Linked DNA regions of Homo sapiens: region 2 is linked to region 1. Evidence: read pairs that join two places in POLR2A ChIA-PET (ENCODE). Cell type or tissue: PC-9. All regions are shown on one strand.

Region 1 (8,000 bases):
TCCAATGGATCAAACGTTTAAACATACAAAATAAAACCATGAAAATATTACACAATGATATGGAGCAATTTCTTTATAATCTTGAAGTGAAAAAGGTCTTTCTAATTGACTAACCCAGAAAAGACAGAAGATAAAATTGATAGATTTGACTACATACAATTCAAAATTTTCTGCATGGTAAAACAAAGCAAAATAAAAATTACAAGACAAAAGTCAAAGCCAAGCTGGGGAAAAATATCTGTAAATCGTCCTTTCTGGTGGTGATGACCTTCCCACAAGAACATGCCTCTTGCAAAGGATCTCCTTCATCCCTCTCCAGAAGAGGAGAAGAGGAAACACAAGAAGAAATGCCTGGTTCAGAGCCCCAATTCCTACTTCATGGATGTGGAATGCCCAGGATGCTATAAAATCACCATGGTCTTTAGCCATGCACAAACTGTAGTTTTGTGTGTTGGCTGCTCCACTGTCCTCTGCCAGCCTACAGGAGGAAAAGCAAGGCTTACAAGAAGGATGTTCCTTCAGATGAAAGCAGCACTAAAAGCACTCTGAATCAAGATAAGTGGGAAACCATCTCGATAAACACATTTTGGATAAAAAAAATTGTAACTTGTATCATAGACGACATTAATCTCCTTATGTCAAGAGCTTCTGTTGGTCAATAACACAAACCGATGACCTAACAGAAAAATGGGCCATAAACAGAAAAGAAATTCAGATTCCCCTTAAACATATGAAATATGCTTGTTTAAAATAACTAAAACACAAAACTACATCAAAGTAACATTTTTTATCTATCAGATTACAAATATCCAGAAGTTTTGTACACCCTGTTGGCAAGGCTGTGGGAAATAAGATCATTGCTAGTGTGAGTATAAATTAGTACAACCCTTTTGAAAGGAACTACGGCGGTATCTATCAAAGTTACATACTTTTTACACACACTATTTTGACTCAGCTTCCTACTTCTGGAAATTTGTACTACAGGTGTACTGGAGAATGGAACAGTTTGGCACCATAAACAAGGTCAACAAATCAATACCAATGAGATCATCTGAGAAAGGGAGAGAGAAGAAAAAAGCCCTAAAATTTTTCCAATATTGAGGGATAAGTGACTGGCAATGGTAACAGGGAATATTTAGAGAGGATAGAAGAAAAGAGCAAGCATGGGTTGTGAGATGCAAAGGAAGAGATTATTTTAAGAAGGATATATACGTATATATACGTGCAGATATATACACATACGTGTATATACGTGTATGTATATACACGTATGTGTATATATATGCATATATCGTATGTATATGTGTACATATACATATGTACACATGTATGTATATACATGTGTGTATATATGTAAATATGTATATATACACGTATATTTCAGCATATATATATGCTGAAGTAAAAGTTATTAATAGTATTAGGCCCATTGGCCTTAAGAAACATTAAAACATTATAAACATTTTGGTACTACAGAAGAATCTACGCAGGATGCAATCCAGACACCATAAAAAGATTGGTTTGATTGCATAAAAGTTAAAATTTTTTGTTCTTTCCAACATAAAAAGCATCATGAACTAAAAAATCAATGTCAAACTCAGAAAATCTATTTGGAACATACATGACAGAAAAATGGTAATTCCCATGAGCTCATCCAAATTTAATCAGAAAAAAAAACATGAAAAATACAATGGAAAAATAAGCATAGGGTATAATAAGGAATGTGTAAAAAAAAAAAAAAAGGTGGTCAAATGGAAAATAAACATGAAAGGATGCTCAACCTCACCTATAATTAAAGAAACATATTTCAAAACAAAATACCACTTTTTTAGCCTTATATTGGAAAAATACTATTTAAACTTTATTTGAAAAATATTCAAATTTATAGGAAATCACAGGAATAAGACAAAACTTTTATGTACGCTTTGTCCAGATTCACCAGTTGTTAACATTTTGCCTCATTTACCTTGTCATTCTTTCCTTGCTCTATGAATATTTTTATCTGGGTAATTGGAGAGTATATTGCCAATATCATATTCCTTTACTCCTGAATTCTCCTATACTCCTTTTATATTCCTTTACTCCTTTACTTTCATATTCCTTTATTCCTGAACACTTACTATGATGGTTGCAAAGTGGTGATTTTAAAAAAAAAAAAACTCCATTTTCTGTCTACATTCTGCTATAAGAAAGAATTTTTCTTAACCCGTATTCATTGATTAGCACTGTGGACTCATGGCTTATTCTATTCAGTAGATTAGTGTCCTTTGTTGCTATTTATTATTTTGATGCATGGTAGGTTCTGGTTTATCCGTCTTGTGTTTCCTTTTGGAAAATTAAATACATGTATGTTTTCCTATTTCTATGTCTTTCTTGCATGCTATATATTTTGTTGCACCTTGCCTTTTAATATTTTCTGGAATTCATTCCATATTAGTTGTTTTAGATGGTCCTTGTTTTTCATAGCTGCATTGTACTCCTTGTGTGGATGTACCACTGTTGGTTCAATCAGTCTCCAATGTTTGAGCATTTAGGTAGCTTTAAATATTTTGCCATCACAAATAATGCTGCAATGAATAACATCTTATATGAACATGTCAATATTGTTGGAAGTTTATCTTTAGAATAAATTCCTAGAAATAGGATTGCAAGGCCTAAGTTTAACTTCATTTAAGTATCACCAATTTCTCTTCCATGGGGATTGAATCATTCTAACCAGTAATATATGAGGATAAATGTTTGTCCACAGCCTCACCAACAGATTGTATTGCCAGCCTTTGGAATTTTTGCTAATTTAACAGATAAGAAGGGAATTTCAGTATCATTTTAATGTATACTTCTCTGAAAATAACTAAAGTTGAACATCTTTACTATTTTTAAGGGCCATATGTATAATTTTTGTGAATTGTGTTTTAATGTATTTTGCCCATTTTGCTATTAAGATTTTTGGTTTTTTCTTCAATTTTTTAAAGTTCTCTATATATTAACAGTGTTAGCCTTTTATCCATGATACATGTCACAAATATTTTTTTCCAGTTTGCATTTGTCTTTCAAGTTTGCTTATTGTATTTTTGATAATACAAAAGTTTTTGGTTTTTTTAAAGTCAAATGTATCAGTCTTTTCTTTTATGGTATCTGGATTTTGAGGCAGAGTTTGAAAGGTGTCCCCAAACCCAGGTTACAGAGAAATTTACACATATTTTTTCTAGCATGTAAATGGTCTTAGTTTATCTTTGTGTATGGTGTGAAATATGGACCTAATTTTATCTTTTTCCAAATGGCCATCTAGTCTAAATACCGTTTATTTAAAAGCCTTTCTTTGCCCCACTGATTTCAGATAGCATCTTTATTATACACTAAATTTCTGTATGTACTTGGTTTTGGACCTTCTGTTCTAGGCCATATACCAGTATGATACTGTTTTCTATTTATTATGGCTTAATTACTAAAGTTTTATAATGAATTTTAGTATGTATGCGGTAGGACTAGTAAACCCCTCCCCATCATGTAACTCTTTTGTTTTTCATTGTTTTCCAAGCTTTCTTGCTATTTATTTTTCCAGATGAACTTTAATGTCACCTTATCTAGTTCCAATAAAATAACTTGTTGGCATATTTATTGGGATCATATTAATTTATAAGTAAACTTAAGAACAGTCATTTTATGATGTTGAGTTGTCCTATCCAATAACAAGATTTTATTTCTTCAATTGTATTTTTGTATCTCTTGGGAACGTTTTATGGTTTTATTCATCTAACTTTTATACATTTCTTTTTTCTTTTTTTTTTTTTTTTTTTGAGACGGAGTCTGGCTGTGTCACCCAGGGTGGAGTGCAATGACGTGACCTCCACTCACTGCAACCTCCGTTCAAGCAATTCTCCTGCCTCAGCTTCCCGGGAAGCTGAGATTACAGGCGTGCACCACCAGGCCTGGCTAATTTTTGTATTTTTAGTAGAGACAAGGTTTCACCATGTTGGCCAGGCTGGTCTCGAATGCCTGACCTCAAATGATCCGCCCTCCTTGGCCTCCCAAAGTGCTAAGATTACAGGTGTGAGCCACCCCACCCAGCCTACATTTCCTTTTAAATTCACTTCTTAGTATTTTTTGTTGCTATCAAAAATAGGTTTTTCTCCTCCATTATATCTTCTAACTGGTAATCATTAATGTATATGAAAGCTGCCTCACTGAATTTTTTAATTATTTGTGTTACATTTACCATTGATTCTTTAGAGTTTTTTTGGAATCCTATTATATCACCTGCATATCAGTAGTTTTATTTCTTCCTTTCCAATTGTTCATGCTTCTAATTGTTTTCTTTTGTCTAGTTGCTTGATAACTCTAGTAAAATGTTAAATGGTAATGGAAATATTGTACATACTTATTTGTTTCTGACATTAGTAGGAATGCCTCTGGTGTTTTCCCATTAAGTAATATACTGGCTTTAGGATTGAGGTATAGATATTTTATCATGTTTAGAAAGTATTTGCTTGAACCCAGGAGGCGGAGGTTGCAGTGAGCTGAGACTGCGCCACTGCACTCCAGCCTGGGCAACAGAGTGAGACTTTGTCTCCAAAAAAAAAAAGTATTCATGTCCAACAATTCCTATTCTCTTGAATACTTTTTATTAGGAGCAGTGTTGAATTTTGTCAAAGACTTTTTCAGTTTTTATGGAGATAATCATATGAACTTTCTCCTTAAACCCATTAATGTAACTTACATTAATGGAATCCTACAAGTGAAAACATCTTTGAATTATTGGCATACACCTTTTGATTATGGTGGTGTTAGAATCTATTCGCTAATATTCAGTATTTTTACATCAATATTCATAAATGATATTAGTCTTTAATTTCCTTGTACTGTCTTTGTCAAGTTAAGTATGAATATTATACTTCATGAAAATGAGTTGGAAGTTTTCTTCATGTTCTGTGCTCTGAAACAAATGTACTATGCAGACTATGGTCTGTAAAAGTTTGATAGAATTTCCCTCTGAAATCATCTAGGCTTCGTGCTTTTTTGTAAAGTAATTTATTGTTAAGTTTTTCTGTTTCTTCTATGAAATTTTCTTTCTTTTCAGGCATCAATTTGGGTAAACTGTATTTCCCTAGAAAATTACCAATTTCATCTAGGTTTTCAAATTTATCTGTATAGAGGTATACAAAGTAATCTCTTTAATTTTTAAATTTCTGTAGCAGTGGTTATTTACCCTTAATACTTTGATTTTGTATGTGTGTTTTTAATGTTTCTTTCCTGAATAAGTTAACTAATAATCCATTTTAACTTTTTTCAAACAAAGAGGATTTTTTACTTATTAATTAGATCTACCTTTTTGCTTGATTGTATTTCATTCTGGTTTTACCTTTATTATCTTCTTGCTTGTACTTTCTTTTGGCTTATTCTTTTTCTAGCTGTTTGAGTTGAGACTTAATTTATTTTCATTCTTTTGTATTAACTACTATAAGTATTTAAAGCTATTCTTCTCGGATCACTAGTTTTAATATATTTAATTGATTCTAGTCTTTAGTGCTTCATTATCATTGTTTTATAGAAATTCTGTTTATATTTCTGTAACTCAAAAGCTATTAATAGTTTTTTTTAATTTCTAGATGGAAGGGTTTTTTGTGTTTTTTAATTTCATTTTTAATTGCTAGTTTTAGTGCACTTTGATCAGTGTTTGCAGTAATTCTACTCTATGAAATTTGCTTTCTTGGTAACCTAATATATGATCAATTTTTCTATTTTATGTGTGCTTGAGAAAAATGTGTATTTTCTAGTTTCTGTTCTCATAATATAGTATTTGATATGTATGCATAAGATATACCTTATTGATTATGTCGCTTGGCTCTTCTATATTCCTTTTTTGTCCTTGGACCTGTGTGTTAAAGTCTCTTATTATCAGTGTGTCTATTTCTCTTTATATCATCTATAGGTAGTTACTGTGTTGCCTTATGCATAATCATAACTTTATGTCTTGATGATAAATTGTGACTTTGAGCTTTGTAAAGTGTTCTCCCTTGTCAGATTTAATTCATTTGTTGTCTAAGTTCTAGTTTGTCTGATATCTGGATTTCAACTCGTTTTCTTATTGTTTCCATTTGACTGTATATATTTGTTCTTCCCATTACTTTTAGCCTGTTCAAAATATGATGTTTTAAGTAATTTTCTTGAATTAGTGTGGAACTGAGTTTTGCTTTATGAGCAGATTTGAAATCCTTTCCTTTAAATAGGCAATTTAAGCCCATTTGCATTTATTGCTCTGACTGATATGTTTGTTTTCAACTCTATCATATTTTTATAAATAGTACCTGATTCAGTTATATTTACTGTATTTCTTTTTCTATGTGGAATCTTCTTTGCTTTTTATTTTAATTTCTTTTGGTATATAGGAAAGTTTATATTTTTGTTCCACTGGTTACTTTTACAAACTAGAAAAGAGCAAATTAAACCCACAGTAGAAGGAAGAAAATAATAAAGATTAGAATAAAAACCAAGAGCTCTTTAAAAAAAAAAAAATGATGAAACTCCATCTCCATACTGATCAAGAAAAAAAAGGAAAGAAGACACAAGTTACCAGTAACAGAAATGAAAGAGAAGATATCACTACAAATTCTTTATACATAAGAAGGATGATGAGGAAATATTATGAACAACATTTTACCTATAAATTCAGAGATGAAATAGGCAAATTCTCTGAAGAAAACACAAATTACAAAAACTAAGAAGAAACAGAAAAACAGAATAACCCTATATCTATGAAATAAATTGAATTAATAATTTAAAAACCTTCTCACAAAGAAAATGCCAGTCCCAGATGGTGAATTTATCAAAAATGTAAAGAAGAAATAACACTAATCCTATGCAAAGTCTTTCAGAAAAGGAGAATGAAGTTACCAACTCATTTTATAAGGCCAGAATTGCCCTGATTGAAACCACAGACACTAAAAGAAAACTACAGATCAGTATCTCTCATGATCTTAGATACAAAAATTCTTAACTATTAGTAAATTAATTCCAACAAAGTATAAAAGGGGAAATACTATGACTTAAGTGTGGTTTATATTATTAATTAATGTTGATAGAATCATTATCTTATACTCACATTTAATTTCTCATTGAAAATAATCTAACTTCTTTAGATGCCTTGATAACAGACTTGTCTCTTCATTTCTTCCCACTGTTTTCAAATACCAAATCCACTTTCCAAAAATAAAGATTTGCCATCACTGAGGAGCTCCAAAACAATATGCTAAATTAGGCTTTGGACCCCACTGGGTGCAGCACACCAACATGGCATGTGTATACATATGTAACTAACCTGCACATTGTGCACATGTACCCTAAAACTTAAAGTATAATTTAAAAAATCAGAAAAAAAAAAGAATTCTCTGCTTCAGAACGTTCTTGGATTATGGTAATATTCTGTATCTTGATTGTGGTCATGTTTACATGAGTATATAATTTATCAGAACTCATTGAGCTATACACTTAAAATTTTTTTTAATGTCTTGCTCTAACTATAAGTTGCGTTTCAGATCTAAGATATTCACAAATATCTGAAGAATATTCTTGATAGTAGAGAAAGTTCTGAAATCCCTTCTAGTTCTAATCCTTCCTCCAAAGTGAACCTGATACATACCATATTGAAATCCCAGTAAGGAAATCTTACCCTTGTTTATCGGACTAGCATGGCTCCATGTAGGTGCAAAAAAAGTCATTTGGAGCTTAACATTTGTGACTCATTTAAATTATTTTTGAACTTAATCAAATCTGTATTTAATTTTCTCCTACTTCATTAGACCTAGCTTAATTCATACAGTGTTGCTCTGCTCATAAACATACATTTTTAAATTGTCTAAACTCAACAATTAAGTTCACCATATACTTGTTAGAACAATTCCAGATGACTTTGCTTAGTCATTCGTGTTTGTTTTCAGCTTTATTCATTCTTCAAATAGCATCTACATTCATCTGAAGAAACTAAAAGTAAACTGATTACCATA
Region 2 (8,000 bases), 260 kb before region 1:
GTTCATCTACTCACTTTTTAAAATTAAAATTGCTTAAAGAAAATTACTGTGATTTGGTCCTCTTTCCTGTCTTGCAAGGTGATGGCTGTTAACTGATGAAATTCAGAGCATGTGTTGGGTTTAGATTCCTCTTTCCCCTTTTACTTGTGTTTCAGGATATCAATGCTTACAATTGTGAAGAGCCCACAGAAAAGTTACCTTTTCCCATCATCGATGATAGGAATCGGGAGCTTGCCATCCTGTTGGGCATGCTGGATCCAGCAGAGAAGGATGAAAAGGGCATGCCTGTGACAGCTCGTGTGGTAGGTCATACAAATTCATTTTGTAGTTAGCTTAACTGATCAGGCTGTATGTCCGTGTAAATGCTGGTACCAGCTAGAGGAGATAGGGGAATATCTACGATTATGAAATAACTGTGTATTGGCGACAATATCACTGATTATCTGTAATGCTGATGCAATTTTCAGCTAAATTTTCCAACTGCTTTATTCATAGTTCATGGAAATCTACAAAAAAAAAGTTGTTTATCCTAAAATGTCTTCCAGAATTGAGAAACCTTTTCATAGCTCTCCTGACTGCTCTCCTGACCGCCCTGTCTTTAAAGTGATGGGCCATATCCTTCTTCATAAGGCAGCTCTGTTTTAAATTTTTATTTGTTCTGTCCTCCGCCCACTAGAAAACAAACCCAATCCCTCATCTGAATAAATGCACAACTATTCAAGGAACAATATCAACTCCCATTAGTATTATTTTTATGATAGTCATCCCCAATTGACACAGCCTTTCCCTCGATTAAATTTGCATATCAGTTTTTCTTACTGGGAAAGCCAGAACCAAATAGAATTCCCTTCTACGTTTAGAAAATAACAGGGAGAAGAAAATTATCTGTATTCCAGCCATCCACATTAGCAGTTGGTGTATCCTTCTAGATGCTTTGTTTTTGTCTTGTTTTTATACCCTTGAACATTATTAATGACTGCAGAGCTTTCTAAGTGGCTTTAATAACACTCAAAGAACTCTTCCTATTTATGCCCCTCTGTGCTTTACAGGTGTTTGTTTTTGGTCCTGATAAGAAGCTGAAGCTGTCTATCCTCTACCCAGCTACCACTGGCAGGAACTTTGATGAGATTCTCAGGGTAGTCATCTCTCTCCAGCTGACAGCAGAAAAAAGGGTTGCCACCCCAGTTGATTGGAAGGTAAAGATGTTTTTAAAAAGCAGTTTCTCTACTTGCCTGAAGGGCCAGTCTCTAAATGGCCAACTTCAAGGTCTGTGTTACCTGTTTCTAGCACGCAAGTACACTGGGAGGATTTTTCCTCATGGCTGAGTTCAAGATTTGCTGAAAGGCCCTTTTCAAGGTCTTTATAACACCTTTTATACACAACACAAACTCCCTATATGGCTTTCCAACTTTTAGATAATTTGGAAAAATTATTGGTCAGAATGATTCCTTTTCCTAATAGAAGGTTTAAAAAAAAAAATTTTATCTAACCCTTCCCTGATGGCAAAATATTTATCGCACAATCTTAATTGGCCATTTCCGTTAAGTCATGGCTGTAAAAGTACTGGTGTATTAATGTCATTAAGTATTTAATTTCTCTTAAGCTTCATTCTTTTAAACCTGTGCTAGAATTCTCCAAAATTTGTTCATAAACTTTTCATCTTTAGGACATGGATAACATCACAAGAGTATCTTAACATTGCTACATTTTTAAAATAATGCTAACCTGAATAGCAGGTTTTGTTTTGTTTTTTTCTGACAGACAAATCACTTAAATTCTGTATCCACTAGTTAACTTATTATTACTTATTTATGTACTTATTGAGCCCAGATAGTAGTGAACTGGGGAGATAGCAGTGAATAATAGAAAGTCCTTGCCCTCATAGAACTTCCATTCCAGTGAGTGGAGACAAACAGTAAACAAGTTTATTAAGTGGTGATAACAGGTGCTACAGGGAAGAATCAAGCACAGATGGGGAGAATAACAGCACAGGGGTGGGAGAGTGACTGTCAAGGAATGCCTGTCTATGAAGGGACCTTTGGAGAAAAACACAGAGAAGATGTGACCAAGGCATGTATACTTGTGAGGGACGAGCACTATAGGCAGAAGGAGCAGTTAGTGCAAGAAACTGGGCCTACAAGTGAGCTTGGCATGTTGGAGGAATACAAGGAAAGCTAGCATGCTTGGAGAAGAAGCTGCAGAAGGTGGGGTGAGGGACAAGAGATGAGAGGAGGCAGGATTCCATCACACAGGGCTTGCAGGCCATGATACTCAGAATTAAATGTAAAGTGTGGTGGCCAGCTGTTACTGGGTTTAAAACAGGACTGTTTCTTGTTAAGATGGGGGAACTGCTTTCCTGCCAAAAGTGCCAAAGATCAACTTGGAAAACAAAATCCTCACAGAGGGGAGAGTAAAGAACACTTGATTAGTCTCATTAGCACCTGTAGCTACTTTTCTAAAGTTAATTCCTGAAGGCCTTGAAGCTTCACTATGAGATTGAATTTCACCATTCTCAATGTCTTTCAATAGGATGGGGATAGTGTGATGGTCCTTCCAACCATCCCTGAAGAAGAAGCCAAAAAACTTTTCCCGAAAGGAGTCTTCACCAAAGAGCTCCCATCTGGCAAGAAATACCTCCGCTACACACCCCAGCCTTAAGTCTCTTGGAGAAGCTGGTGCTGTGAGCCAGAGGATGTCAGCTGCCAATTGTGTTTTCCTGCAGCAATTCCATAAACACATCCTGGTGTCATCACAGCCAAGGTTTTTAGGTTGCTATACCAATGGCTTATTAAATGAAAATGGCACTAAAAGTTTCTTGAGATTCTTTATACTCTCTGCCTTCAGCAATCAATTCCATTCATACATCAGCACTCTGCTGGTTCTGTTTGAAATATGTTCTGTATTTAAAACTCAAATCTTGTTGGATCTCTGCAGGGCTTGTGACCAATGAAGTCATATTTGTTGATGGTTGACAAAGCTTGCTTCACTCCATCAGAGAATGACTATCAATTTTTTTTTAACTGTCCTATCACGTCCTCTCCTGTCACCCATTTTGAAGAGTGGCAGAACTTGAAGTTCAACTTCCTCTGTAAATATCCAAGTATAAAGCCCAGGAACTTCTAGAATAACCCAGATGCGCTTTAATTTTTTTTAATATGTTTTGATCACAGAACTTCTAGAATAACCCAGATGCTCTTTCATATTCTTTTAATACATCTTGATCACAGCTGGGGGAAAAAAAGCTTTTTAATTCTATACCTTCCTAGTAGATAAGTGAAGAGCAGGGAAAGAGACCTTTAAATATTTTGCTATAAAAAAATTTGTGATAAGTTTCTATCAAAATGGGGAGATTGCAGAAAAGGCTTCCCTTGGCTCCCAAGGAGGTGTAGCAGGTGTGAGCAATATTAGTGCCATGTGCCTTTCACACAGGGTTTGCATTTATCAGTCTGTTTTCCGATGATGTGTACATGAAAGAGTACACCATGTGAAGAGAAGAGAGAATGATTGAAAATGTTTTAGTATAGAACTCTTCTTGCAGTGGGTTGCTATTTTCTAGATTTTACTTTTTAGGGAACAAAATAAAATCCTTTGTTAAAACTGGGTCAGAGAATTCTGTTGTCATATTTTGAAGTATCAGATTTATGTCCTAAAGGGCAGAGGCTTCCTTCTTCCTAGGATTGGCATGAGTAATTTCTTCCAAAGACAGATACATAAGATTTTATATAATGAAAATGGAGGAACAGCTGAAGAACGTGTGATGTCACCACATATCTTGGTCCACTTTGCTCCTTCATGTTACTTGTTTGGATCCTACAGTCCCATGATGTTATGATCCCTGGTATAAAGAGCTCTCTTAACCTAATTCCTTAATGGGATTGCTGGGTGTAGGAATGTGAACCTCAAAGATAATGGTACATCTGTGCTTTTTGCTGCTCTGAACTAATACTCTCTCAGACTTTGATTATACTCTACTAATAAGTGCCAGGTTTAGAAAAGGGTGTCCCATTTACGATGTCTTAGTCTGCTTGGGCTGCTATAGCAAAAATACTACAGACTGGGTGGCTTAAACAACAAACATTTCTCACATTTCTGGAGACTGGAAGTCCAAGATCAAAGCACTGGTAAATCCTGTCTGGCGAGGACCTGCTTCCTGGGTTGTAGTTTGCTGCCTTCTTGTTGTATCCTCACATGACCAAGAGAGGGATCATCGCTCAACGTCTCATAAGGTCACTAATCCCATTCACGAAGGCTCCACCCTCATGACCTAATAATTACCTCCCAAAGGCCCTTCATCCAAATACTATCACACTGGGGATTAGGCTTTAACATAAGAATGTTGAGGAGACACATTCAGTCCATAGCACCTGGTATAAGTCCTTTGTATGAAACCTTTTTTTTTTTTTTTTTTTTTTTTTTGAGACAGTCTCACCCTGTCCAGGCTGGAGTGCAGTGACACAATCTCGGCTCACTGCAACCTCTGCCTCCTGGGTTCACGCAATTCTCCTGCCTCAGCCTCCCGAGCAGCTGGGACCACAGGCACGTACCACCACACCCAGCTAATTTTCGTGTTTTTAGTGGAGACGGGATTTCACCATATTGGCCAGGCTGGTCTCAAACTCTTGACCTCGTGATCCATCCGCCTCAGCCTCCCAAAGTGCTGGGATTACAGGCATGAGCCAATGCGCCCGGTCAAAACCTCTATATTTTTATTGAGTAGAATAATGTAAAACAAGCCCTAATGCCACATGAGAGACAGGTCATTAAGCCTTTAGTTTCCTTGATTACTCCACATGTAGAATTTGAGTAACACTAAGAAGGTCAAGAACGTAGGTAGAAATTCCAATTCTGGGGAATGCTGGTTTGAAAGAGACAAAAGGGCTAGCTAGCTTCCTGCTCTCATTCCTCCCCATTTCAGTATATTTTGCCCTGAGCTAATACTGCTGAGCATGGTGGCATGCGCCTGTAGTTCCAGCTACTTGGGAGGCTGAGAGCAGAAGGATTGCTGGAGCACAGGAGTTCAAGTCTAACCTGGGCAACATAGACCCAGTCTCTTAAATAAATAAATGCTCTCTGTCCTCTTACAGCAAATCTGACTATCCCCGGCTCCTGTTGTTTCCCTATCAGGGTCCTTACTGCTCTCTTCTCTTCACTTGGATATTTGCCTCTTTTGTTCTTGCCTCTCTCATGGAGAGTCTGGCTTCACCTTTTTTATGGTGCTAGTTCAGAGTTTAAATCTCCAACATGAGTTACTCAGATTGGAATCTTGTTTACAGATGGATGGAATATTTGCTGTTTAATTTGCAAATTCTAAATGGGATTCGTCGACGTTTTCTCCAACCTCAAACCTATCTATTGTCCCTCTTACCTCTTATTCAGCCTTGGTGTGTGCTTGGCTATATATACTATTCTACCAGTATAGATGATGTCAGTATAAAAATGCTGAAAGAGAGCTCAAAGAAAATGGGTCATGTACCCTCAAATTGAATTCTGGTTCTGTCACTAAGCAGCCATGAAGCCATGAGACCTTGTGCAAGTATTCTTTTCCAAACATAAAATATTACCTAATGAATATGCATTTCCAGGGTAGAAGTGATCCTTAAGTACATTTTTAAACACAGTCATGCATTGCTTAATGACCGGGATATATTCTAAGAAAAGCACCATTAGCCAATTTCTTTGTTGTGTGAACATTACATAGAGTGTACTTATACAAACCTAGATGGTATATATTTTTATTTTCTATATATTTTATCATATTGAAAACCAAATGTCCCAGCATCATTACTGAATATCAGTCATTTCCCTGCTTGATCTGCAATGCCAACATCAAATGCAATATATTAGGTTTCTATAAATGCTCCGTTAAAGCCTTATGGGACCACTGTCATAAATGTGGTCCATCATTTGTCTGAAGCACTGTTACGTGACGCATGACTGTAACACTATTAGGCAGGGAGAGTAGAGTCCCCTTATGAGAATTGCTGCCCTCAATTTTCATAGAAAAGAATAAATTTCATTATGCATCCAATGATTTATTTATAGCAAGTGAATTAATGTGTGGCTACTGCAGCTATGAAAGAAATACAACTTCAGAGGCAGTCTATGCGACCTCAAAGAGTTAGGAAATGCTTTGGCTAGTCTTCTAAGGTGACCAAAGTGATAGACCTGTGATTCCTTTGTTGTGGTCTTGTCAAAAGTCTGATCTTACCCCCAACCTCCAACCAAAAGATAGGGATCTGCAGTGAGAAGCTCAGCAAAGGGATGAGAAGCCAGAATGGCTGTGCCTAAATGGCCAAGTCAGGATGCCAATTACTGGGTGCAGTGAACTGGCATAGGGATATACTCCCTCACATCCATTTGAGCCTTCCTCTTTGAAACAATGCAAATTGAGGAAATGCTGACAACTTTGATTCTAGCTAAATGGGCATAGCGTTAACTGGTTAAAAGGCCATCGCTACCCTCTTGTCATTCAGAAATGGCCATGTAGTTCACTTCTTGCTGATGAGACACAAATGGAGGATTGTTGGAGGTTTCTAGAATTCTTTCTCACTCTGGAGAGCAATTGTAAGCATTTGTTTGTCTCCCACTGGATATAAACAAGAAAACATGAAGCACTAATTGCTGCTGGTAGCTGTCTTACAACCTAGGAGTAGTGAATCAGCCATAGAATGAGGCTGAAAAGGTAAACAGCAGAGTGGAGAGAAAGAAAAACTGATATTTGATGACCTTCACTGAGTCTACCAATCACAAATATGTCCTGCCTTTTAACTTGCATTACATAAAAATTTCTTTAGTATTTAAGTCTGAGTTGGGTTTTCTGGTACTTGCAGCCCACAGTATCCTAACATATGCATGGGATGAAGTATTATCCTCTAGTTGTCTCAAATATATGGTGATGTACTGCCTCCTAAACAAACAGACGTATGTTTTCTTCTACTACTCTATCACCTATACTTATGGAACTCAGGCTTCAATCTGCACTAAACCACCTGAGGAGCACATTAAAATGCAGAGCCCAAAGGCCTACCCTCAGGGATTGATTCCATAGGTGGCTATAAATCCATTTTATTTAACTTTAAAACAATATTTTAGACACAGGGTCTCACTATGTTGTCCAGGCTAGCCTCCAACTCCTGAGCTTAAGGGATTCTTCTGCCTCAGCCTCCTGAGCAGCTGGGATTACAGGCACATACCACCACACACAGCTCACAAATTCACTTTTGACAACCCAGGTGACCTGTGACAGAATACAACAAATACTGCTGTTGTTCCACCAATACCCATTTCCCTCTTAAGCCTTACTAAGAACACCAAGATTGCATTAGGGTAACAAGGTGAGGTGCCATTTCATCTCAAGGTGAATTTTGAAATAGGTGTGGCCATGTGACAGTTCTGGCCTAGGGTCAGGTCCCTTCCTAACTGAAAAGGCAAAGCCTCATTAGGGGAAAGCTCTTAGCCCTACTCCTGAAAAACAATCGGGAGGCCTGGTGTTAACAGGTGTTGTTTTGCCACCATGAGGATAAATATCACAAGCCAAGGATGAAGAAGAAGTAGGCTACAGGAACCCTGGGTCCATAATAACATCCTGAAGCAGCTGCACCACTCCTGTCTGCCTATTTCCAGACATCCTATTAAACTGGAAAGATGAACCCCTATGTGGTTATGCCACTGTGGTCAGGTTTCTGTAATGTTCAGAAACACCTCATATTTGTTGACACACAGATGCTCCAAGGACCATGCTGAGAAATACTGCCTTATTAAGCTAGGTATAGAAGTTTCTTAATAGTTTGAACTTGATTTCTTCTCTTGTATTCCCTTCTATTCTTACCTCTGTCCGAGGTGTGTGAACCAGAGCAACTCCATCTTAAATAGGAGCTGGGTAATGTTGAGAACAGGCCCCCCAAAATCTGGCCATTAACTGGCCCTAAAACTGGCCATAAACAATATCTCTGCAGCACTGTGACATGTTCATGATGGCCATGACGCCCACGCTGGAAGGT

The links. Peaks named below come from ENCODE experiments on the same cell type or tissue, not always from the same donor. Only the 100,000 strongest peaks of a DNase experiment are listed, where the experiment ranks them.
Region 2: POLR2A ChIA-PET joins it to region 1 with 18 read pairs; 3 of 35 experiments call an interaction of 5 or more read pairs at or near these places.

The regions. Positions count from the first base shown.
Region 1 is chr1:173,741,393-173,749,392 of GRCh38, forward strand. The region is part of intron 3 of KLHL20 (kelch like family member 20); the gene reads left to right. It also overlaps the pseudogene RPS27P7. Among named protein-coding and RNA genes, the nearest start is that of KLHL20, 30 kb to the left of the region's middle. In PC-9, no CTCF peak of the experiment used is centred here; no DNase peak of the experiment used is centred here.
Region 2 is chr1:173,485,206-173,493,205 of GRCh38, forward strand. It overlaps PRDX6 (peroxiredoxin 6), which reads left to right. Exons shown (of 5, transcript NM_004905.3): 3 at 156-302; 4 at 1,050-1,196; 5 at 2,530-3,610. The coding sequence ends at 2,658. LOC124904456 (a long non-coding RNA gene) reads right to left here. Exons shown (of 2, transcript XR_007066738.1): 2 at 3,558-7,237. Among named protein-coding and RNA genes, the nearest start is that of PRDX6, 12 kb to the left of the region's middle. RefSeq lists a silencer at 7,471-7,671. In PC-9, no CTCF peak of the experiment used is centred here; a DNase peak (open chromatin) is centred at 4,156; H3K27ac peaks cover 856 bases.